Regions from separate parts of the Homo sapiens genome. Here all the other regions are linked to region 2. Evidence: chromatin loops called from intact Hi-C (ENCODE). Cell type or tissue: CD14-positive monocyte. All regions are shown on one strand.

The links. A loop is a pair of places that touch in the nucleus more often than their neighbours do. Peaks named below come from ENCODE experiments on the same cell type or tissue, not always from the same donor. Only the 100,000 strongest peaks of a DNase experiment are listed, where the experiment ranks them.
Region 1: a loop joins it to region 2, with 3 times the contacts of the local background. A loop is called at or near these places in 27 of 110 quality-filtered maps.
Region 3: it touches region 2 in a loop (4-fold over the local background); 13 of 110 quality-filtered maps call a loop at or near these places.

Annotation. Positions count from the first base shown.
Region 1 is chr18:63,514,491-63,522,490 of GRCh38, forward strand. It overlaps a transcript of SERPINB12 not described here. Among named protein-coding and RNA genes, the nearest start is that of SERPINB12, 24 kb to the right of the region's middle. In CD14-positive monocyte, CTCF peaks have their summits at 4,104 (motif pointing right) and 4,306; a DNase peak (open chromatin) is centred at 4,151.
Region 2 is chr18:63,974,832-63,982,831 of GRCh38, forward strand. SERPINB8 (serpin family B member 8) reads left to right here. Exons shown (of 7, transcript NM_002640.4): 2 at 3,468-3,645; 3 at 4,970-5,107; 4 at 6,890-7,007. The coding sequence starts at 3,478. Among named protein-coding and RNA genes, the nearest start is that of SERPINB8, 8.8 kb to the left of the region's middle. In CD14-positive monocyte, CTCF peaks have their summits at 523, 4,721 (motif pointing left) and 4,920; DNase peaks (open chromatin) are centred at 380, 1,000, 4,760 and 6,440; H3K4me3 peaks cover 2,154 bases; H3K27ac peaks cover 7,798 bases.
Region 3 is chr18:63,887,438-63,895,437 of GRCh38, forward strand. SERPINB2 (serpin family B member 2) reads left to right here and starts at 268. Exons shown (of 8, transcript NM_002575.3): 1 at 268-333; 2 at 3,999-4,175; 3 at 7,827-7,946. The coding sequence starts at 4,008. LOC124904356 (a long non-coding RNA gene) reads right to left here and starts at 7,099. Exons shown (of 3, transcript XR_007066466.1): 1 at 7,016-7,099; 2 at 5,184-5,282. In CD14-positive monocyte, a CTCF peak has its summit at 3,664; DNase peaks (open chromatin) are centred at 184, 1,214, 2,384, 5,314 and 2 weaker places; H3K4me3 peaks cover 7,489 bases; H3K27ac peaks cover 7,901 bases.

The sequences.
Region 1 (8,000 bases), 460 kb before region 2:
GAGCGCCTTGTCCAAAGCTCAGTCAGCCCCTCTCCTGCTGCAGCTGAGATTCACCTGAGCTCTTGGCATGCAAATGGCGGTGTGGAGGTAATTTAGGAAGGGATTGGAGATTGCTCTTTATAAGCATAGAGACAGTACTCACGTTACAGCTGTTTTCAGAAGGTCTTATTAGCATTTATCCCGGATTTAAAATAATTTTAAGTGAAGTATATTTAACATTTGCCTAATATTTAAGACAATCCTGGATGAGTTCGCTAAACCCCTCCCTCGCAACTTGTACTTCTAGCTTTGCCATTGTCTTCTCTAACAGTGCGAAACAGAATTTTCATTTAAACACGGGGTCAAACCTAAAAGATGACCCATGATTAAAAAAAAAAACAACAAAAAGAAAACACTGTTTGATTGATTGATTCATTATTTATTTTCTTGGAGTCTTTCCAGATACAACAAAACTAATACCATTCGTTCAAGATACCACGTAAGATAGTAAAATAAAGTACATCTAGGCATTGACTTAGGATCTCTGAGTGTGGGAGAAATATTGGCTGCTGCGTCAAAGACCGAGGCCTTGGTCTTTGAGGTTCACAAAGCCCCAGGGCTGCCAGGTGGTGAGGTCAATAGGAAATGTCTGAAATTAGAGCTTGTGTGTTTATGAAATACTGGGTCACGCAGGCTGAGGGGTTCTGTGAGCATATACAGAATAGTCTGAAGGCACTTGCGGTTTTATCAGTTAGTGCATGGGGGTAAATCTGCAGCTGCTTATTTATTTGGTAACAACTTTTAATTTTGCAGTAAACCCTGTTGACAACATTGAGCTTAAAAAAAAAAAAAAAAAGAAAGAGCATATTTAATGAAAAACCAGGGGTGCTGAATTTGCTTTTCTCCTGTTGACGATGTAACTTGGATTAAAATTTCCCATTAACCACGGGCTGCACTGCCATCACTGACCACATGAAAACCAGAAATGCTAACCTGCTGGAGAAGCACGAGGGTCTCCTCCAAATGTTACAATTTAGCACATCTGGCTGCAAAGGCCTTCCATGCAGCCCTCTGGGAAGTGTGATGTTTCATTCAGATCATGTGACTATTGTCCAAATTAATTAACTCATTCTAATTCCAAGTTTTTCTTATAAGAATGACCCCAACAGTTAAATGATGTCAGTTTTATGTCAGTGTCATGAGCTGTTGCCAATAGAAAATTATTTATGTTAATTTAAATAATGGTTCCAATTTTCTTTTGTGGGATTTACAAAACTTCTGGAATATTTGTCTATTAAATGAGAAACATCTGACACTATTACGAATTTAATTGTAAATTTAAAGGTTCATAATTGAAGATAATACTTATTTCTATAGTGATAACATAAATAGAAATTTTGGTAATGTCAGTGTTTTTTTTCCACTTTTCAAAAATATGCATTTATTTTTCATCATTTGTTTCTCTACAAAAGGAAAACAATGTCACTGTTATAATGAACACATTTTCTTTTCTAAATTAAAAAAATCCCCTAAGTCAGCAATAAACTTGGAATTGGTTGTAGGGCTCATAAAATTCATAATTGTGTCCAAATACACTGTTATTTTACAAAAATAGAGGTTACAGTTGTAAAAATGTATGAACATTTATTTATTTTAGAAATTGTTTTTCCTTTAATTTTTTACATTGACATATAACAATTGTATATATTTATGGGGTATAGCGTGATGTTTTGATACATATTATGTGTAGTAATCAGATCAGGGTAATTAGCATATCCACCATCTCAAATATTTATCATTGCTTTGTGTTGGGAACACTCAATATACACCTAGCTATTAGAAGGCCTGTACTATATTATTATTAACTGAAGTCACCCCACAGTGCTATAGAACACTGTAATTTTGTATTTTTTAACAAATCTCTATCTCCCCTCCATCCCTTACTAATCTCTAGGGTCCTCTGTACAAGTTTTTAAATGTATGTACAGAATAATTGCAGTTTTTTGTGAAGCCTTCATCAGTTGGGTTTTAGAAGTGTCGGAATCTTTGAAAAACTATATTATGAATCAACTCATGTCCCATATTAGTATTAAAGTTTTGTTGTTTTTAGTAAACCAATCATTTACCTTTTCATTGCATTTCCCCTCAAAATCAGTTGGAAGTGTCTACACAAAGCATTTATGAAACAGAGCATAAGAAAACCTCAGCTTTTGCTGCTTTTAGCTAATTAAAATTATCAAAAACAAAGCCTGCAGACAGGACGCCATATAAATTAATCACCAAAGAAAGAAAGAGGGAGCTGAACAAATTTAAGAATAAGAGTTCAAACGTGTGTGATGTTTAATTTTGAAATTCTATAATTGCATTTTGGAATATTTCAACTCGTGGGAGGGATCTTTTGATAGGATTTGTACTTTTAATTAGACAACTTCATATATATATGTATTTTTTACCAGTACAGAATGAAACCAAGGTCCTCAATTTTGCACTTTCTAAACTTGGTGAAATGTTCAAAATAATCATAAACAGATAACTTATTTGACAAGTTCCGGCTTTTTGAAAACATTTTCTCTGAATAGAGGCAAAGAAACCATAGCTGTGACAATATTAGAGCTGGATTATTTAAGAATTAAATTATGGAAAAGTTTTAATCAACAATATCCCTTATGTAGAATTTGCTCTGAGCTTAGCAGGTATTTCAGCATCTACTGAAAGACTATCTTCTAACAACCCCAATTTCGTTAATCATAAAATGAGCTTTGAAGAAGATTTCTGGCAATTTTATAAAAGAATTAAAAATAATACAGCACATTGAGAAACTAAATTCTTCGGAAAAATTGTAGTGACAGCTTTGGAGACCAGGATTTCTAAAATACCTGAGATTATACAAGAATAATGATTTTGTTTGTTTGTGTTTTTTTCACACTGAGATAACAAAAAGTTTTTTCACATTTTGCTTAGTGTGTACAGATACATGCTATTTTATTTTATTTTTAATTAATTAATTATTATTATTTTTTGAGATGGGGCTGGAGTGCAGTGGGCGATCTCAGCTCACTGCAACCTTCTTCTCCCGGGTTCAGACGATTCTCCTCTCTCAGCCTGCTGAGTAGCTGGGATTACAGGTGCATGCCACCATGCCCGGCTAATTTTTGTATTTTTAGTAGAGACAGGATTTCACCATGTTGGCCAGGCTGGTCTCGAACTGCTGACCTCAGGTGATCCACCGGCCTCAGGCTCCCAAAGTGCTAGGATTACAGGCGTGAAACAGTGCGCCTAGCTAGACACATGCTATTTTAAAAGAGAATTTTATTAGGGCCGGGCGCGGTGGCTCACGCCTGTAATCCTAGCACTTTGGGAGGCCTAGGTGGGCGGATAACCTGAGGTCAGGAGTTTGAGACCAGCCTGGCCAACATGGAGAAACCGCGTCTGTACTAACAATACAAAAATTAGCCAGGCGTTGTGGTGCACACCCGTAATCCCAACTACTCGGGAGGCTGAGGCAGGAGAATCGCTTGAACCGGGAGGTGGAGGTTGCAGTGAGCTGAGATTGCCCCACTGTACTCCAGCCTGGGCAACAGAGCGAGACTCTGTCTCAAAAAAAAAAAAAGAGAATTTTAGTTTTGAAAACTTTTTTTTTTGTATAGAACGATTTTAAAGGTCCGCCGGTAAAATAAAAGCAGCTGTCAATTCAGATTTCATCTATCTATGCAACTTTAGCTCTATAACTGTAATTATTTTTGATGCCCTTTTCCCTTTCAGAATTGTCCTGGTGTGGAAGAATAATTATATGGTCGCGCTCTCTATATAACAGGGCGGAATAGTAAAAATGCTCTCCAGAAAGGAGCTTTTCAGGTTTTCTTCATCTCCATTGGCCTCAGGAGAGGTGTTATTTTTGCTAGGTATGAAGTTTTTTCTGGTTGTTGTCTCGACCCTGACACCATAGAGTTTGCTTCTTTGTCTGGGTGGATGTCAGGGCTGAGAAGGAAACAGCTCTGTCACTTGAGAACTGGCTTAATCTGTGGGGAAATCAAACTTAGTCTCTATGTTTCCTCTGTAAAATATTAACTGTTAAGGTGCCTTCCGACTCAAACGCAATGTTATCATCAACCTTTAAGAGAATCGGTCACTTCTGTTCATTTTCTCTTCCACTAGATGGCGCTGTCCGTCACATTATAACAGTGCTGCTCAGGGCCTGGAACGGTCAGTTGCTACAGCTTTTCTTTAAGGTCTGTGAACTCCCGCCCTGCCTTAGACCTTCTGCCCCTGCTGCTATGGGGACGTTGTTGAAGTGCTTTCTTCTCCTTGCCACCAAGACACTCTGCAACATTCCTTAACGTTTCATTCTAGGCCACCTCCCCAAGCTTAAAAAATTTGTTTATGGTAAGAACGGTTAATATGAGGTGTAACTTCCTAACTAATTTTCAGTGTACAACAATATATTATTATCAGCTGTAATAATAATAACAATATATTATTACAGCGTTGAACAGCAGATCTCTAGAATCTATTCATCTTGCTTAATTGAAACTTTACTTTCCGTCTTTCTAGAACTCACGTTGCACCCGGCGTGACTATGATTTACCACTCACAGTTCAGGGTGGGGACACTGAAATACGAGGCTCATAGAGTCTGGTGGTACTGGGTCTTGGTGAGTAGGAGCAAGCAAGGCACTGCCCAAAAGCACTTCTACCCGTATGAGCATCCGTCCACAGGTAAGACCCGGGGACTCAGCCCCAACTTACCTGATGTGGCTCTGTGAGCACCAGGTGTGTGGGGCCGGGAGACAGGGACCACCCTAGTTTAGCTTCCTTAAGACCTTCAACAGTGGCTCTGCAAAGTGCTTATAAAAGGAAAAATCAGTGGAATGAATCCCAGGGCAGCTGAGATCTGCTGTGGATCTACTCTGTACCAGCCATGTGCTAGATGCTTGATATACACAACCACATTTATGTGTAGCACAAAAACCCTGTAAGGTAGGGACTGGTACTTTGATCCTCACTTTGTTTCTTGAACTTTCGCTAATTGTTCTTTGCTTCTGCCTCAACTCCGCCCCTTCTGTCCCTCTCAGTCTGATATACCAATGGACTGCCCTCCTAGCTTGGTTTCCTAGATTCCAGTACCATTTGGTGCATTATTGCAATTAACTGTTGAAAATCATGAGCCTCTTTCATGTTAGGGAACTAGGTCTTCTGGGTGGAATCCAGCCCTGAAGGCTGGGAGTTGGTAACTTTGCCATGTGTTTCTTGTTGTCACGAGATGCCTCATCCCTCATTCTAGGAGTCCTAAAAATTTCATATGTCTCAGCATCTCCTGAGAATTTTGTTAAAATGCAGATTCCACGGTCCCATCTCTATAGGTTCTGACTTATTATCTAAGGTAGGCTCGAGAATGAGTATTTTGAAATAAGCATCACGGGTGATTCTGAGGCAGTTTCCAAGGATCCTGTGTTGGGAAACTCAGCCCCGTGGGGCTGGCTCATTGTCATGGATGCCCTGTCTTGGTGCCTGCTTCTTAGCTCCCTGCCTATCTCTAGAACAGGTACCCCATGTGAAACGCGCTCATCAGGAATCTGTCCCTTTGCCCCTGGGAATCTTCTGTAGTCCAAACCAGGGCCTTCACCCTCAGCTCTGTTTTCAGGTGTGAGGCTCTTGCTCTTCCTCAGAGACAGGTTCCATGAGTAACCTTTTCCTTTCGGTTGGGCCTACTCCCTATAAGCAGGGCATGGCCTCACACCCAGTGCAGGCTTGGTAATGCCTTAATTGTGGAGCACACAGAGAACAAGTGTTACCAGGACGGGACAATGGTGGCAGGAGCCATGCTTCTGCCCAGCCCTAGAGGATGATGACGATTTCTCAGGCAGGTTAAGGGTGGGGTGGAAGCTATTTCTAGGAAAGGAAAAGCAAGAACAGTGAAAGGGCAAGGTGTGTTTGGGAGCCTAGAAGAGGCTGTGTAGCTGAAATGCATGTGTCAGTGGAGAATGAGTCACAGATGCATGGTGGGGAGAGGCTGGACATCCACCCCCAGGAGATTGTCCTTCATGCTGGCTGAGGAGTCAACAGGTGTCCTTGCAAGGGGGAGACAGACTGAATGAAATTGGGGGACTCAGTAGGAGAAAGAAAAGCTGATCAGAGGCTGTTGACTCTGATATAGAATAAAAGTAATGAAGGCATAAACCAGGACAGTGGTAGAAAAACCAGACCACAGAGGAGAAAATGTAGAGAAGTTTGATAGGTAGAAGCTAAGCATCTTGAAGCCCAGTTGTGGGTAGGGGTGGGTAAACAGGAGAAATCAACAACTAACATTTTAAGCTGAAGTGAATAAACAGATGGTGAGGCCATTCTACAAGACAAATAGAAGGTGTCAAACTAAGTAACACATAGAGAGGGAAACTCTCCAAAAGAAAATGATATTTATTTCGCAGTAGCCTTGCAATAGGAATATGTGCATCATAGTAAACTAACTGTGTGTATTCAAAGAGGTTGAGGCAAGGAGAAATTTTTAAAGGTAAAATAAGGAGGATTACATAAGTTGTTTTGAATTAATTATCCTTGGCTACAAGAATCAATACCAAGGGTGGCATCAGTCCAATGTTAAACAGGCAGTTGGTGGACAGATGTCCTTGTATAAGGAATTTTTTTGTGTGAGGTTGTGATGTCCTTTGTGCAAAGTTATGGCTTTTGCAGAGTCTTTTGTGATACTTCTTGTTATCAGGTGTATGTGTATGAAAAAAATCCCTTCTTGCCTTCTCTGGCTCCATTTTGTCAAGGCTTGACATAAATGACTCCATTTGATTCTGACAACGTTCACATTTCCCCCTTTTGATCAAGATTTTGCTCTGAAAGCATCAGCGATCAGTCATCTTGATAAGTTTTGGTTATCCCTCAGTGTCAGTGTGGACCTGTCCCAGGTTGCTGATCTGATCCTCTGTTGGAGAGAAGTGACTGGTGACTAGGAGTCCGGGTCAAAATTCTTTTAGCAACATTTGAGCAACAAGGGAGGTTTGGAAGGAGTGGCTCTTGACTAAGTCGACCTGGAGTCCATTGTCAAGTTCAGTTTTTGTCTATTCCATAGGCCTTGGCTATCATCTCAAAGCACTGGGCCAGCATTAGTCTGCTAGGATTGTACTTAGCATTATCTTGCCCAAAAAAAAGGTAGGCACAAGCAAGGGAAAATTAAGAGGGGTAAGAATCTCATTATGCTGGGAGTTTTGTTCTGTCGCTGTGAGAAAAGCCATCCACAACAGTCAACTGCCTATACCTCGTCCTGGTTTGGAGTCTGAACACCTCCAGTAATGGAATTAGGTGGTCTAGTGAAGTTTTGGTGTGACCCATACATCAGGCATGAGACTTGTCCCTTAAAATTCATTTAGTTTCAGCTACAGGGCTTCAGGAACAGACCAGTTATCGTTCTTAGTTGGAGCATTGCAGCTAGATATTGGAGGAAAGTAAGATAATTCAGAACCTAGTTCAGTCTACAGGTAGATAACCAGAACTCAAAAGCAATAGGTAGGACTACAATCTAATGAAAAGCGTATTATAGCTATAGAGAAACATAGTTTTTCTCTCTATAGTAATCCTGATTTTTATCACAGATAATCAAAATAAGACTAATTTGTTTGTAAAATAAGTTTAGTTTTTATCAAATTTTACCTGATCATTTACATAGTGTGACAAGAGTAATGATTGACCACATGGTAATTTCAGATTAAAAAACCCCTTGAGGCTAGAAAACCGAATCAAGGCAGACTTCAGACTTTGTCTGCAGGACGTATAAACAACTTAAAACTAAAATCTAAGTCAAAACCTTGGTAATATAACCAACACTTGCAATTGTATCCTTTTATAAAAAGAGGAGATTCTTATTGCTAGAAAAATAAGAACATTCACAAATAGTTTCCAAATTTTGGAGGGATCAATCAGCAAAAAAAAGTAAATGTTTCCACTTTTGTTCACAAGAGTATATTTTACCAAATTGCAAGCTGTAGATAAAGAGAAAAATGGTAAAGAGAAAATTTCTTT
Region 2 (8,000 bases):
GCCAAGGGGGTGCACTTGTGTGTGAGTGTGTGCACATGTATTGTGGCTGCAGGGTAGATATTGATGGGAAATACCACATACTGACCAGCACCTGAGTGTTGAAAAGGAATGGAAGTGGGGACATGAGATGAAGGAAGAGGAAAGATGGAAGAAATCAGAAGTAGCAGTTTGCAACTAAGAGCAGTTAAAATGTAAAGATGAGATTGATGCAATAGTTCAGTTCATTCAGAACTATTGAAACTATTGATTCAATAGTTCAGACAGGATGATTAAACACACCTACACACACACACACACACACACACACACCCCAACCTAAGTTCATGCTTGCTTCACCCTGAGTCCAAAGCTCTTATGCTAAGGTTGGATCAAATCCAAATTTATTTGTGTCTCTGTCTTACCCAGTTTACCCAATTCTCTCCATCTTTAAGTTTCTTTGGTGCCACCTTCTGGTTGGCCCAGTTCTATGAAGTCTGAATATTCCTTCCTGCCTCCCAGTCTCTGAAATGTCCTCGAGTGAAAGATGAGGTTGTGGAGGACCCCGGGACTTGCCTGCACATACTACTCTGCCTTCCAACATCTGCAGACCCTAGTATAAGCTCTGGAGAGGTCTTATGATGTGAGGATAGTGAGAAACAGGAATATTTTGTTCCATAATAAACAACCTCTTAAGTATAGAGTACTGTTGTGCAAATTATGTCATGATTGTGTTTTCTTGGTTCACATTTATTTTACTTAGTTTTCTGAACCCTAACCATAACCCTAACCCTACTTGTTTTTTTCTGAACTGCACTAACATTTATTTTAAACTTTAAAGAATTTGCACTGCTTTAGACTGTTGTTCTATATTTAGAGTGTTGCCTTTACACTTTAAAAAAATATATAAGCTCACTTTTTTGTTTAAGTAAGAGACACCCTTCTGTTGAAAAATATCTTAGGAGGAAGCGAAATATCTTAGGAGGAAGCAAAACATCCAACAGTGAAGATACTTTGGTTAATACAGTTGTTCCCCACTTCCTTGTCTCAGCCACTCAATTCCCCTTTCCTCCTGTGCTCTAAGAGACCCAGAAGACCTGTCCAAGACCCCCACTAAGGGCATACAGTTTCAGAGCTGCTGCAACAGGCACTTTGTAGGCCGCTGGGAAACTGGATGAGGCTCCATCTGTTTATAGAAATGAACACATGCACGATAATTTATATCTCTAGATAGAGTTTCCAGGACTTTTCATTTTGCTCATTTGCTAATTTTCCAAACTGGAGCATATTTTTCTTGTTTGACTACATTTTTCAGTTAAAATTATACATGTTTATGAAAAAAAGGATAATATAATAGAAAAAATATCTGTAGGATCATGAGATTATAGATAATGATTTGTCCTTTTATTTTCCCAAATGTTCTCAATTGTAAGAACAAAAAGGCTGAGGGAAATTGAGATGAGTTGGTGAACTGCAATATTTTATGAAATAGCCCACGTTTTTATAGGGTTTAATAGATATAAACAACAATGTAGGACTTATAATAATGCACTAAAATTATAATAATAGTAAACTGTAATAGCTTTTTAGCACTTTAAGCAAGGTGCCCCCCTAGATTAGGCTCCTACCTTCCACAGAACTGGTTGATAGGGATGCTATCTTTCTTGATGATTACATTTCAAAAGGATGGCTTCCAGGTCTTTGAGAGACTGTCCTGGGATGTAAAACTAGCAAGAAGCTTTTTTAAAAGATTTACATCTCAAAGGGGCTGATAAAGAATTTACAATGACAAGTTCTCTAAATAAAATGCTTTAAGAAAAAGGAAGAAAGGGCCTAGAGGCAGGAGGAAGCCTGTTTAGTTTGTTTATTTAGTCAAGTTTAGGTTGTCTAAAGTTAATTCAAGCTGAGGGGAATGTTAAGACCCTCTTAGCCAGGAGGATCCAAAAATCAATGCATCTAATTAAAAGTGCTCCCTCGATGACAAGATTAGGGCTTCATATTTTATATCCATGCCTATGGACTTTCTTTGCAACTCCGTAACCCAGTTTCAGCAACTCTTGGGGAAAATGGGGCATCTTTTTGGAGTCACTTTAAAAAGTAATTTTTTTTTTTTTTGTCTTTCCAGTAGCCTCATATTTCAGGCCAGCCTATCTCAAACAAACCCTCCAAATTTGGTGAAATGTATCTAGCTGTTTTCACAGGAAGTGATGACAGAAATACAGTTTTTATTGATAAAGAATTACATATATAAGTTTTAGAACATTCTTTATAGATTATATTGGAGACATTAAACTGAAAGATAATTAGCAGCAATAGGGGGATTTTGTGTAATGATTAAGAATTCAGGCTCTGGAATCAAACTGTGGGTGCCAGGCGTTTATGACTACCTGAGGGTTCTGGAATGAGTTACTAAACCTCACTCAGTCTTCTCATCTCTAAAGTGGGGCAATAACTATACTGACCTCAATGTGTTATTGGGTGATAATGGAAAGTGCTGAAAACAGTGCCTGGCACCAAGATCTTTTTTTTTTTTTCCTGAGATGGAGTCTCACTCTGTTGCCCAGGCTGGAGTGCAGTGGCGTGATCTCGGCTCTCTGCAGCCTCCACCTCCTGGGGCTCAAGTGATTCTCCTGCCTCAGCCTTCCAAGTAGCTGGGATTACAGGTGCCCGCCACCATGCCTGGATAATTTTTGAATTTTCAATAGAGATGGGGTTTCACCTTGTTGGCCAGGCTGGTCTCGAACTGCTGACCTCAAGTGATCTGCCTGCCTTGGCTTTCCAAAGTGCTGGGATTACAGGTGTGAGGCACCACACCCGTCCGCACAAAGACCTTTTGGCTGCTGCTATACCAAGGGAGGAAGTAAGCAGGTGTTGCAGGGTGTCTGTGCCCCTGTTGCTAAGAGGGATACAAGTCATAGGCCCTGAGATTGGCTATTTTATGAATAAACCAGTGTTTTTGTTTCCTATTGGTGTGATAACACTTTACCACAAATTTAGTGGCTGAAAAATGACACACATTTATTATCTTATGGTTCTGGAAGTCCTAAGTCCAAAATGGTACAGCATAGCAATGTTATTTTCTGGAGTCTCTAGAAGAAAATCTGTTCCTTGCCTTTTCTGGCTTCTCGAGGAGGTTGCATTCCTTCATCAGTGGCCCCTATCCCTCTGACCTCTGCTTCCGTCCTCATGTCTCTGTCTCTGACTCTGCCCCTCCTGCCTCTCTCTTTTAAGGACGCTCGTGATTCCATTAAGCCCACTGGGATAACTCAGGATAATCTCAGATCTCAAAATACTTAACTGAATACCATTTGCAAAGTCCTTATTGCCAGGGCAGATCATGTAGTCACAGGTTTTGGGAATTAGGAGTGGAAGTCTTTGGAGGGTGGTTCTTCCACCTACCACCTCAGCGTCCACTGACTGGGGGATGAATGACTGCGTGGCTACCGGAGTCATTGGCTTATGTGCTTTTCCCTGCTGTGCCTTTGATGCAGACCTTCTCTGATGGATGACCTCTGTGAAGCAAATGGCACTTTTGCCATCAGCTTATTTAAAATATTGGGGGAAGAGGACAACTCAAGAAACGTATTCTTCTCTCCCATGAGCATCTCCTCTGCCCTGGCCATGGTCTTCATGGGGGCAAAGGGAAGCACTGCAGCCCAGATGTCCCAGGTATGTGTGCTTGTCACAAAGGAAGGAGAACAGTGTGTTTCCCTTGTGCTTCCATACAGCTGTCTTTCTGTACTTTTGCTCTAGCTGAGGCCTGTGGAGCTGGAGGTAGAAGGAGGAGCAGCTCGGCAGTGGAGAAGAGCAGAAAGGGGTAGAAAGGTGAAATGTGTTGGACAGATCATCTCCTCTGATGTTTATGGGAGAAGTCAAGCCATAGAGTTATTTTCTCTAGATCAGATCATCAATACAGTCTGGCAAATTCACATCTTTGATAAGTAGGATAAAGTATAATTCTGTCCCACAAGAAAGCAAAATATTCCAATTTTGTTACATTTTAAACTTTTGCTAACATTATATTTTTAATAGACATGTGGGTGCGTAGATTAACTTTTTGTTAAGTGGGTTATTTTAGTGCATGATTATGCATCCTAGAAGAGGAATGTAACACAAGTGTGGACTTATATCTTCTGGAGTGATTTGAGGAATATATAATCTGTTTGATTCAAAATGGTGATGTATGACCTTATCTACAAACGAGGTGTGGGATAATGCTTTAGGAACAGTTCTCTGACTATTGGTGAAGATGTCCCAGATAATTGCCAAATGGATATCATTTTGCCACCAATATCAGGAGTGTATAGACAGTCTCCTAAAATGCACCCAGGGACCCCAGTTGACATCCTTCTGTGGTTGTTTCTTTCAACTGATTGGAGGAGTGAGGCTTTGGACTGGGGGTGATCGAGAGATATAGGAATAACCTTAATTCTCACTCTGACTTGACATTTAATTTATAATATGGTCTGGAGAACTTCTGTAAAATTGCAGATGAAACATTTTTAGTTTTATTGCTGCTTTTGTTTGTATTACCCGAGTTGTAATTCATCCCAGTTACTTACTTTTTTCTGTTCTGCCTTCCCCCTGAATTATCGCACACTGCCTTGCTGGCATGAATAAATTTGCTAGACTAGTGGTTCTCACCTGGTGGGTGGGAGGTAGGGGTCGGTGGGTGAATTTTTCCTTCCTGGGGACCCTTGCGAAGACCTGGAGTTTTAGATCCCATAACTGAGAGGTGCTACTGACATCTAGTGGATGGAAGCCAGAAGTGCTGCAAAAATCCTACAATGCTTATATGAGACAAGGAAGTGTCCTGGCCCCAAATGTCAATGCTGCATTGCCCACGTTGAGAAACCCTGTGCTAGACAATTAGGCCAAACCTTTTTAAAGTAGGATCCTGTGTGGTTTTTTTAGTACAGAGGTTTGTTTGGAGAAAGCTCTTTGGGAGAGTATAATGGCAGCGTTAAAAGTCAGTGTTGGTTTCTGTTCCCAGGCACTTTGTTTATACAAAGACGGAGATATTCACCGAGGTTTCCAGTCACTTCTCAGTGAAGTTAACAGAACTGGCACTCAGTACTTGCTTAGAACTGCCAACAGACTCTTTGGAGAAAAGACGTGTGATTTCCTTCCAGTAAGTAGTATTCACATATTGATGACAAAGAAATTGAAAGTAAGTTAGACTACAGAAGAGCAGATAATAAAGTATAACTGTACTGACTTAAAACGTGCTTGGAATTACACTTCTGAAATTACAATTTTAGATTTTATGATGACTTCTGAATTACGTCCTTTGTAAATTGTTACTGATACACCCATCCCTGTTATCAATCCCAATATGTCAATTCTCCTGCACGCAGCCCTGCTTCTCCCCCTTAATTCCCTGTCCCTGAGTGACCACATCATTCAACACGCTGTACAGAGCTCCTCCCCAGTCCCAAGTGTGGTTATTCGGCTGCCTCCTGCTGAGGTAGCCTCTCAAATTCTCTTAAATTTGCCCGCCCTCTTCTGAATTGCACCTACAACTGACACAATCGTCTTTCTAAAATGAAAATCTGTTCATAAAATTGAGGTTTTAAATCTAAGCAGTTTCTATTTACTTCAGCATATAATTCCAAGGTTCCCTAGTCCAGCCTGGCATAATGCAATCAGTGAGGTTCAAAAATCATGCCACCTGATATGCAGGGTGATGTTGTCTTAAAATTAGTGAACTGATTGCAGCAAGCTTGGCCATCCTATTGGCTGGAGGTTCTGAGAGGACTCCTCTAAGGCTCAAATACATCCCTGTCCTGGTAGCTGCTGGGTGCTGTTCCCGGAATTTGCCTGCTCTGGGTTTATCTACCTCAGAAGGTGACTCTGGATCCCAGGAATCTCCTGATGAATCCATTTCATTTTTGAACATCAGCCTGATCTACTACTGTTGTAATACTTGGGACACAGGGAGCCAACCTCTACTTTTCCTGGTGGCTTGGCTCCTCCTTCCCTCTATATCCTCTTTCTTTGGCTGAAATTAAAATATTTGAGAACAGGGAATGGACAGAGGCTGGGAGCCAGTTTCCAGGCCTATTATATCCAAAGCCAGGTTTTTGTGAGGTAAGTTATCTGGGTTTTAATGTGTTGGGTACAGGACTTTTCTGATTGGACCCCAACTTACATTTCAAGGCTCTTCCCCTGCCACTGTTTCCCTTAATCCCCTCCCTGATACACACAAACACACATACACATGTACACACACACACAAACATGCATGCAATCCACACACATGCAGGTGCCCAAGCACTCACATGTACACATGTGCACTCATGCACACAGATGTTCACACGCATGCACACGTATGAACCCAGTTGCACACACACCCTATGATCCAGGCCTATCACGCTCCATTCCCATGGGGCCTTCCTTGCTCTGTATTCTTCCAACCAACCATATGACCCAGATCTAAAATGCTATTTCCTTCTTTGCAGTTCAACACGATTTCTTAACAATCTAGTTCCCTTATAAAGCCTCTCGTTTAACCAAAACCACAATACTGTAGTTGGTGCTGGTGATGCAAAATGAGTAAAAGTGTGTTAGACTGCCTAGTGAGGGAAGCAATATTAAAGTCAGTGGAGAGCGTTTGACAAGGATGCTCCTGTGATGTTTTGTGGATAGTGGCAGCTCATGATGTCCTGTAAGTGTCTGGGTGTCTCAGCTGCCTCTTCTCAGGCTGTGGACCTCCTCAAGCCAAGCACCTTGCCCAGTACCAGGCAAGAATAGGTGGCCCATACATTTTTGTTAATTGCACGCATGCACCTTGAAGTGGAGTGTGACCTGTCCAAGCACTTATTGTAGAAATGCAGTAAGAGAAAACAAAATGCTTTTGCATTTGTGGGAACCTTTACCAAATGAGACTAAACTCAGTGTTTTGTGTTTGCAGGACTTTAAAGAATACTGTCAGAAGTTCTATCAGGCAGAGCTGGAGGAGTTGTCCTTTGCTGAAGACACTGAAGAGTGCAGGAAGCATATAAATGACTGGGTGGCAGAGAAGACTGAAGGTGAGACAGTTTCATTTCTGTTGATTTGGAATTACTATACAACGAGGCTTAGATTGACTGGGATGGGACTTCCCAGGGTGTTGCCACTGTGACCTGCATACCACAGGCCTGTTTGTATGTGTTTGCTGAGTTTACAGGCCAGCAATGCAACTCTGTCATTTCTTATCAGATCATGAAGTACTGATTTCTAAAACTAATGTTGAATCTCTGACCTCCTCCCCTGTGGACCGTGCTGGAAAATCCCTGGAAAATGGCTCCTCCTTGGAATTCTGTTAATCTTCTATCTGAGAGGCCCTTCCATGCTCGGAGACAGAATGGCATTCAATTAAGTTGCGGCTTAGAGAGGGCAACATTTCATGCTCTCATGTTATCTCCTCCGCGTGGTAATGGGACAGCTCAGTAGTTTGATCTGCAGCCTTCTCCTTCCTTTTTAACTTGGCCATGGCTACATTTGCTCTCAGAGTGTGGCCTTTTCTGAATTTGTTCCCTATTCTGGAGGTGCAGCGACATGGAGCCTGCAGTGTTCCCTGCCCAGACCACATTCCATCCCACCAGAAATATTTCTGCCAGTTCTTTACTTCAGTAGGAAAAAGGGGGAGTCATACTTTAAAGCATCCTAAATACCTAACAAGTAATTTCGATACTTGTAAACGGTGGAGGAATTAAGTCACTTATTTCAAGGGCCAACCTAGCACTCATTATTGCATCCATTCCATCCTATGTCGCAACCACTGTGTGTCCAGCAGAAGTAATGCCCCTGATTCTACTGAAAGCCAATACAATAATTACCATGGGAAGGGAAGAGCCTTTTGTGTTTTCATACATCATCTGCCTAGTGGTCTTTCCAGTTGTTCAACAGTACTGTCACCTGAGGAACCTAGAAGTTTCTCCACACCTTCCCCCCACTGCCCTATACCTGTCACTGCTCTTCCAGGGCTGCTTATGCCCTTCCTTCCCTTAGGCTGACCACCCACATTTCCCCCAGAATATTAG
Region 3 (8,000 bases), 87 kb before region 2:
ATCTTGAAACTGGGGCTGACAGATTTTAGCTAACTTTCACAGGCATGTGTAGATATTGACAAATTCTTAAGTTTCAGAGTGACCTCATCCTCCCCCAAAATTTCTTAAACCATGCCTTTACAAACAAGTATTTCTATTCTAATGATGTCTTCCTGAGTAAAATGTTGAATCACTCAAAGGACACAGATCAAAAGACAGAGGGAGAAAAAAAAATGCCATGTGGGAGGGGCAAAGCTGTATAAAACCAGTCATTACCATGTCTGAACTGTAACAACTCTCAGAGGAGCATTGCCCGTCAGACAGCAACTCAGAGAATAACCAGAGAACAACCAGGTATTTCAATGATTTCCATGCCATGTCTATGGGAAATAGGGTTTCATGTTTTCTCTTCCCTCATGCTGGTATTAATAGATTGAAAATTTGGATGTGGGGTGTTTGTAGAGGGCGAGTAAAATTTAAGTGGTGTTTTCTTGTTTAGTTGTTGAATTGAAAATATTTTATTTCAAGATTTGAATTAAATTTATAAGGTTTAATTTTGAATCTCAGAAGCCAACAAATACCTTTGTAGCATTAACCAAAACAAAATGTACATTCAGATTGTGATGCCAATTTTATTGAACAGATTAGATTATATATGTTCTCTACTAGCTACTGTTTTGACACTAAATTTGATGGAAACAACTAGATACATTAAAATATTTTCATTTAAGCAATTGAATGTAATCTCTACATTGTATATAAATAATAGGAAAAGAAGACTTCATTTGCACCTTAAATGAAAAAGCAGGAACTGCAAAAATTAAGTAGCAATTTGGGCTGGGTCAATCTAGTACAACAATATGTTTATTGAGTTTAGTTCAATAATGGGTCAATTTAGTGAAAGAGAATAATCAGCCAAAGTAGTTGCAGGGTTGACTGAAGTATGGTTCAGTAAATAACTTAATATCCCATAAAAAGATACTTATTCATTATGAAAGCCATCAACTAGGAGAAATTGCTTTTAATTCTGTTGGGGGAGATGTAGCAGTATTTGATGAGATATTCCCTTGAAACTGTTGTTTTCTCTTAGTTCTCATTAATTTTTGTGGTCAATTTCAAAATATTTCCACTGTCTAATTGTAAACAAAATTTGTTTTAAATGCTACAGCAAACTCCAATCTAACATCCAGGGCCAACAGGGTGAGAGACAATGGCCGTGTGCCTGGTGACTCCTCCCAAATTCTTCCTTCCCTGTGCCAAGTTTCAGTGGTGCATTTGTCAACTTGTGTTGCAGGAACCAACACACACACCACCAGGAAGCCCAACCCTGCATATTACTCCCATTAATTCATCCCAGTAATACTATTAAACCTTAATTAAGAGCATACTATTTGGAAGTTAATGAGATCATATAAATTACTATAATGTTAAAAAATTCACAACAGGTATACCTGTTCCAGGAGGCTGTGGTATTTCACAATACCCCATGACTTCAATTTTGCCTTGTTTTGAAAGATTTTCATTCAAACATAAAGTATGGCCTTATCTGAGAGTCAGGAAACACTGCATATGGGTGCCTTCATAGATTTCTAAAATTATGAAACTCTCAGACCTTATTTGAAAAGTTTGTAGGAAAGCATTAGACTTGGAATCAGAAGTCTGTGATCCAGTCTAGGCTTCTGAAATGGACCAGCTGTGCAATCTCTATTTTCATATTTTCATTCATATTACAGAAATTACTAAGCCTTACTGGACAGGTAATTATGCAAATTGAAAAGGGAGCTGAAGGAATTTGGTGACTGCCATACAGACATCAAATATTATTTTTACATTAAATGTAATTAATTACACCTTATTTAAAAATATAATTGAAACTATCTTTTTTGAAAGAAGTAAATGCATCCAGGAAAATTTGCTTCTGTTCTTATTAATTTTTTTCTTTATCAAGTTACCTTAAATTCTAACTTAGTATTAACAGAACTTTCTGTTAGTTTGTCTTTAGAGTTAAATATTTTTACTATCAAAGTTACTATGTGGATTGTTACAAAGAATCCGGTATGAATTGTTACAAAGAATCACGTATTTAGGTATGGGAGAAGTCTAAATTTATGTTTGTGGCTCTGATCTCTTATTTACATTTCTCACATGGGGATCGAGAAATATTTTATTTGTGTTATTAATACTCAGTTTGTTTCCAAAAGATATTGAGATAATTAATTTTAAAAATCTGTACAATAAATCTATTTAATTATGAAGACAATTTTAAGAGGAAGAGGAACAAATTTTTGAGCCATCCAATGTAATCTAGTATCTATGATGAAGCAAGAGAAAAAAAAAGTGACTTTTTGTTTTTACTTCCTAATAAGCCTTCTAGTAGAATTACAGGTTTACTACTTTTTTCTTTTGACTTCCTCTTTCTAGCATTTCTTGCACTACAACTTGCTTAAGCTCTTACACTTCATAGTGAAGCTATGCACCACCGAGTGAAGCGATGTGGAACATTGGAAAGAGTGGGCTTCCTTAGACAGACCTGGGCTTGAATCCCTGCTCCACTACCTACCAGCTGTGTGACCTTATACAAGTTACTTAATGTTTCTGAGCATCAGGATATAATCTATAAAATAGGGAGAATCACCTCTACCTCATACAGATTCTGCAAAGATTAAACGAGGAGAGGAGGTGAGAGAGTTTTAGGGATACGTTTTATTTAATTTACTATTTTTGTCTTGATAAAATAGTCTGGTTGTATTCCAAATGAGACATTTTAATACAAATAAATTCCAATCACTTTCTTAAAAAAAAAGAGTTCATGAATCAAGGGTTCACGCAAGAAAGAAGCGACCAATGGTCCTTGTTGGAGAGCAATGCTGTGTGAGACCACAGGTGTACACAGCCAAGACCAGAGCCAGAGGACATGCTTCCTCCTGGGTACTTCCAGCCCCTCCCCAGTTCGGGGAAGGCACTGTCATAAGAAGGTTTCCTGAGGGATGATCAGTATCAGCATTGTTTGGTATATTTACATATTTTGATAATTATCGGGTATGTTGCAAGCTATGATGAAAGCAAAACATACAGCTGGAAAGACGATCATTGGTCAGGACCAAAAAACACACACACCTTGGGTGTGAGCATGCATTCAGTTGCCTGCAGAGCCTGAGGTCAGGGAAGGTCTCAGATGGTTCATACCTTGGTGTATACATGAGTTTCATAGGCCTGGGATTAAGGATTATCCCTGCAATCTTGCCTGGCATTGACTTTCTACCTGGTGGGGTGGCAGAAGAAGGGGGTCTTCTAGTCCTCCCAGTAATGAACACCCCAGTATAGGAAGTCTTTTTTAGTAAGGCTGTGGTATGTGTGGTGCATATAGGGAAGGGGTTCTGGGATAGGGGCTGGGTGAAACTCCAAACCTTCAAACAATGAGTCAAAGTCACTTTAGAAGCAGGAAAGCAGAAAGAAGATTGACCGTCTTACCAGATGCAACAAGGTATGTATGCAGGTGGCATATATTTCAATATGTGTATATCTTCCTGTGTGGCAGTGTGTGTGGTGTGGATGTGTGCGTTGTGCTTGTGGGGGCAGCATAGAAGTTGAGAGCATGATCCTAGGGTCTGCCTATCTGGCTTCAATTCCTACTCCTGTCCCTATATATTGTCATTGTTATTCTATGGAATGCCACAAAGTGTCGCTGCTCATCATACAAAACACTTCATGTATCTCAGGACTGGCTATGTAATTTACAGCGTCTGGTGCACAATGAAAATGTGGGCCTTTTGTTTAAAATTATCAAGAATTTCAAGATGGCGATAGGAGGGCATTTGGCTAAACAAGGGGCTTTTTACGGCTGCACAGGTGGTATGTCCATGAAGCTGTCCCTGACCTGCCTCATGTTGTTCCATGAGGAAGAACAGACAGGGAATCTGTCCCTACACAGAATGCAGCCTGTCCTACTGTTGCTGACCTCACCCAAAATGTTACCTTATGTTTCAGAGCTGTTTTTTTCTTCCTCTCTTTGCTTCTAGATTGAAACAATGGAGGATCTTTGTGTGGCAAACACACTCTTTGCCCTCAATTTATTCAAGCATCTGGCAAAAGCAAGCCCCACCCAGAACCTCTTCCTCTCCCCATGGAGCATCTCGTCCACCATGGCCATGGTCTACATGGGCTCCAGGGGCAGCACCGAAGACCAGATGGCCAAGGTGAGTTTGAGCTGAAGCTCCACATTTGGGCCGAGTAGTTCCTGAATGGAATTGGAGAACTGCTCTTGTTTTATGCTAAAGACATTTTAACTCAGGAGGTCAGCAATCATCACAGGTAATGAAGCACTGATCCTTACAACACAAATTCCTTAGATTCAAATCTATAAGACAGCCAAGCCCCCGAATCCCTCAACTGTAGCTGTTGAAGGCATATGGGAGTTGAATAGCCTGCAAGGCTGGACACAGTTATGAGTGACCACATCTTATATTTTAATAATATAATATTCTTATTTTTCAAAGTTAGTGTTTTGTACCCATTATCTCATTCAGTTTTAAGACAGATATCATTTTACAGATGAGAGCCCTGGTGGTGTCAGAGAAGCCCCCACTGTCTCCTAACTCCTAGCCTGGGCTCCTTCCCATTACTGTGCCACTGTGGTGTTTGTTCCCTATTCCTATGAAGAATTCCTTCTAATAATGTTAAGAGAGTATCACAAAGGGAAAAAAAAAAAAACATACCAGGGTGGTGCTCACTATACCCACAGGATGCATGGATAGTGTTGTAGCTGCAGAAGATCATGCCTGTGAGGTCACGGTAGCAGAATGAGACCTGGCATTATTATGGCCAGCCCTGAAAACCAAGGTAGATGGGATGCACAACATCATTGTGAGGGATTTCTGCAAGGCCACTGCCTGCCTTCCTTGGTGAATGGACGTGGACTCAGTCAGGAAACTCTTTCCACGGAGTCTGGGCCCTTGAAATTATGCCGGACTACTTCAATTATACACTGCAATCGTTACTGTAATAGTCACTCAGCACATACAAAATTCTTGTGATCATGTTACTTCCAAGGTTAGTGACCTCGATGTGGCCATGATATCATTAAAATTCCTTTGCATTCACACATACAAACATTAACATTAAATGCTTTAAGGACACGCATGCATTGTGCATGCAGTCACACCAAGATGCCGCCGGCTGGTTTCCAGTTTCCCACGAGAATGTACCTGAGTGTAAATACATTCTTTCCATGCACATGGTGACCCATGTAAGGTGGGCCTCATTTGAAGTTTGAAGTTTCACAGAGAGAGCATTGGCCAATATTGCTGCAGGAAGACAAGGGATGGGTGAATCAATCTCTGTGTTTGTGACAGTTTAAACATTGAGACTTACAACAAAACTCAATTGCTCAACTCCCTGACACAAGTAGTCTTTTGCAATATTCTTTCCCCATTATTTTTTATTTTTTGCCTTGAAAGAATAAAGATAGTAAATTGGCACAAAAGCTTTAGAAACATCAGGTCTTAGGTTTTTTTCTTTTTTCCTTTCTTTTTTTTGAGATGGAGTCTCGCCCTATCACCCAGGCTGGAGTGCAGTGGTGCGATCTTGGCTCACTACAACCTCCAACTCCCAGGTTCAAGCCATTCTCCTGCCTCAGCCTCCCGAGTAGCTGGGATTACAGGCGCCTGCCACGATGCCCATCTAATTTTTGTATTAGTAGAGATGGGGTTTCACCATTTTGGCCAGGCTGGTCTCAAACTCCTGACCTTGTGATCCACCTGCCTCGGCCTCCCAAAGTGCTGGGATTATAGGCGTGAGCCAGTGCACCCGGCCTAGGTTTTTTTGTTTTTTAAATGTAAAGGAATCAGTAGCAATATATTTTGGGAGCAAATGCTAAATGAAGTGCTCTGGGTTGTTAAAGTAAAAATCTTGATTTTGGTACTAGAGGAAAATAAACTGATTGCTCTGGACACAAGACAGCTTTTCTGTGTCTAAGAAGTGCTTTAAGCCTTTGGGACTATGCGAGGATTCTATATAGTCTTTTTTTTTTTGAGACTCTATATATATCGTCTTTTGACAACTCTGTTGCATGTGTAGATTTTGAAATTCAAATGTTAATATGATTGCTTCCCAGATAAAAAGAAAAAGACATTTATTGGCTGGAGAAAGCAGCACAGACTTTGGGGACAGACGTATCTGTGTTTGAGTCATGGCTTTGTTCCTTACTACATGTGTGTGAGGACATTGAAACCATTTGCATCTCAGTTTTCTCATCTACAAAATGGGAATAAAAATGTGTAGCATGCAAGAAAGTTGTGAAGATTAGAGGTACTATGTAAGGCACTTAGTAGCAGTTGCTATAATAACAACCAATACTTATTAGTGCCTTAGCCAGGCATCTTTCTAAGAACTTCTTATAAATTTACTCACATAAGACAAAATATTATGAGGTAGGTACGATGATTACCGTACTCATTTTACAGATGAGGGAATCAGGGCAAGAAGAGGCCACACAGTTGAGAATTGCTGTAGCTGTTAGAAGTGGTACATTTGTAGTGAAAGAAAAGAATACATAAAAGATATAAGCTCCTGGATGGCATAGGTCTGTGGGAATTAGGATATAAGCTCTTTTCCTTACAGTGAGGCAACAGACCCATCCAGGCCAAACTGCCTCACTATTTTCTCTGTGGCCTTTGTGTGGACTAGGGGCAGCTCACAGTCCCACTTTTGCAGGGACATCTCCCTGAGTGACTTTAACACTGATTCAGGAAGGCTTTAGTGCTAGCCCAAAGAACCCTGATTTAAGGGTCAATTTCCTTGGAAGAGAGGAAAACCAGCCAAGCTGTCGTAGGAAATCTTCTTCTTTTACGTGAGGGTGGAGTTGCACCACTTCTTTTCAGAGAGTACTAGGCAGGACTTACGATGTATGACTCAAAGAGCAGAAAAAGACCTCACAAACCCTAACACCTCTCCTTCTAGCCCAGAAATTCACCAACTTGCTGGACAAGGCTGCCTTAATTAACTTCATTAGCAGAACCCCAACCATCAAGCCACTTACCAGATCAGCTTCTCCTCAGGGACCCCATAGGGAGGTGCTGCAGGACCAAGGGTTCCCAAGGAGGTGGGATGGGGTGGGTGGCTGGGAGGCAGGGCCAGCTTGCAGGTATTAAGACTGGCAGACCAAGGCGGGCAGGCAGCAGTGTTGTGGGAAGGGGATCTGAGGAAGCTTCAGAGGGGACAGTCCTTGCTGCCAGCTTCCCCGTGTCAGCCAAAACTGCCTACTTACTATACGAAGAGATTCACAGTGTCATCAGACCAACTTGTCCCTCACATGGACATAAATTTCTCTGTGTATGAATATGGTATGTGTAAATATTTTAGGTGAACCCTGTTAATATTGCATGACCTGTTTTATGCCTTAGCTGACTCTGGCTTGTAGTTTTTGACAGATTGAAAGTATTTTGTGTATAAGGCCACTGAAAAGAGAGAGACACACAAGGTTCTGAGTTAATCTTGTGACTTTCTTTAAAATACTGGCATTTTTTTTTCAAGACCATTTATTGGTTGGATATAATTTAGATAATTTGGGGAAGAGGTTTTAAATCATTTCATAATAACAATTTGTTTTCCAAAATGGCCAGGATATAAATTAATCTAAAACACCTCATGCTGTTTTCTATAAGGGAAATTTAGGTTGGCTGATACTTTTATATTACACAGAAAGAGTATTGAGTATCTATGGTTGTTCCCCATGTATAAGGGAAGGGAAAAGATCTAGGACCATTTTAGAGCCACCTGATAGCCATCTGTTTTAAAAGTTCAGTAAATCCGTGGGCAAGTGTAACCGTTTTCTCTAATTCTGATTGCAGGTGCTTCAGTTTAATGAAGTGGGAGCCAATGCAGTTACCCCCATGACTCCAGAGAACTTTACCAGCTGTGGGTTCATGCAGCAGATCCAGAAGGGTAGTTATCCTGATGCGATTTTGCAGGTATCTGACTTACTGGTCCAAATTTCTTTTGTGGTTTATTTTTGCAATCTTCCT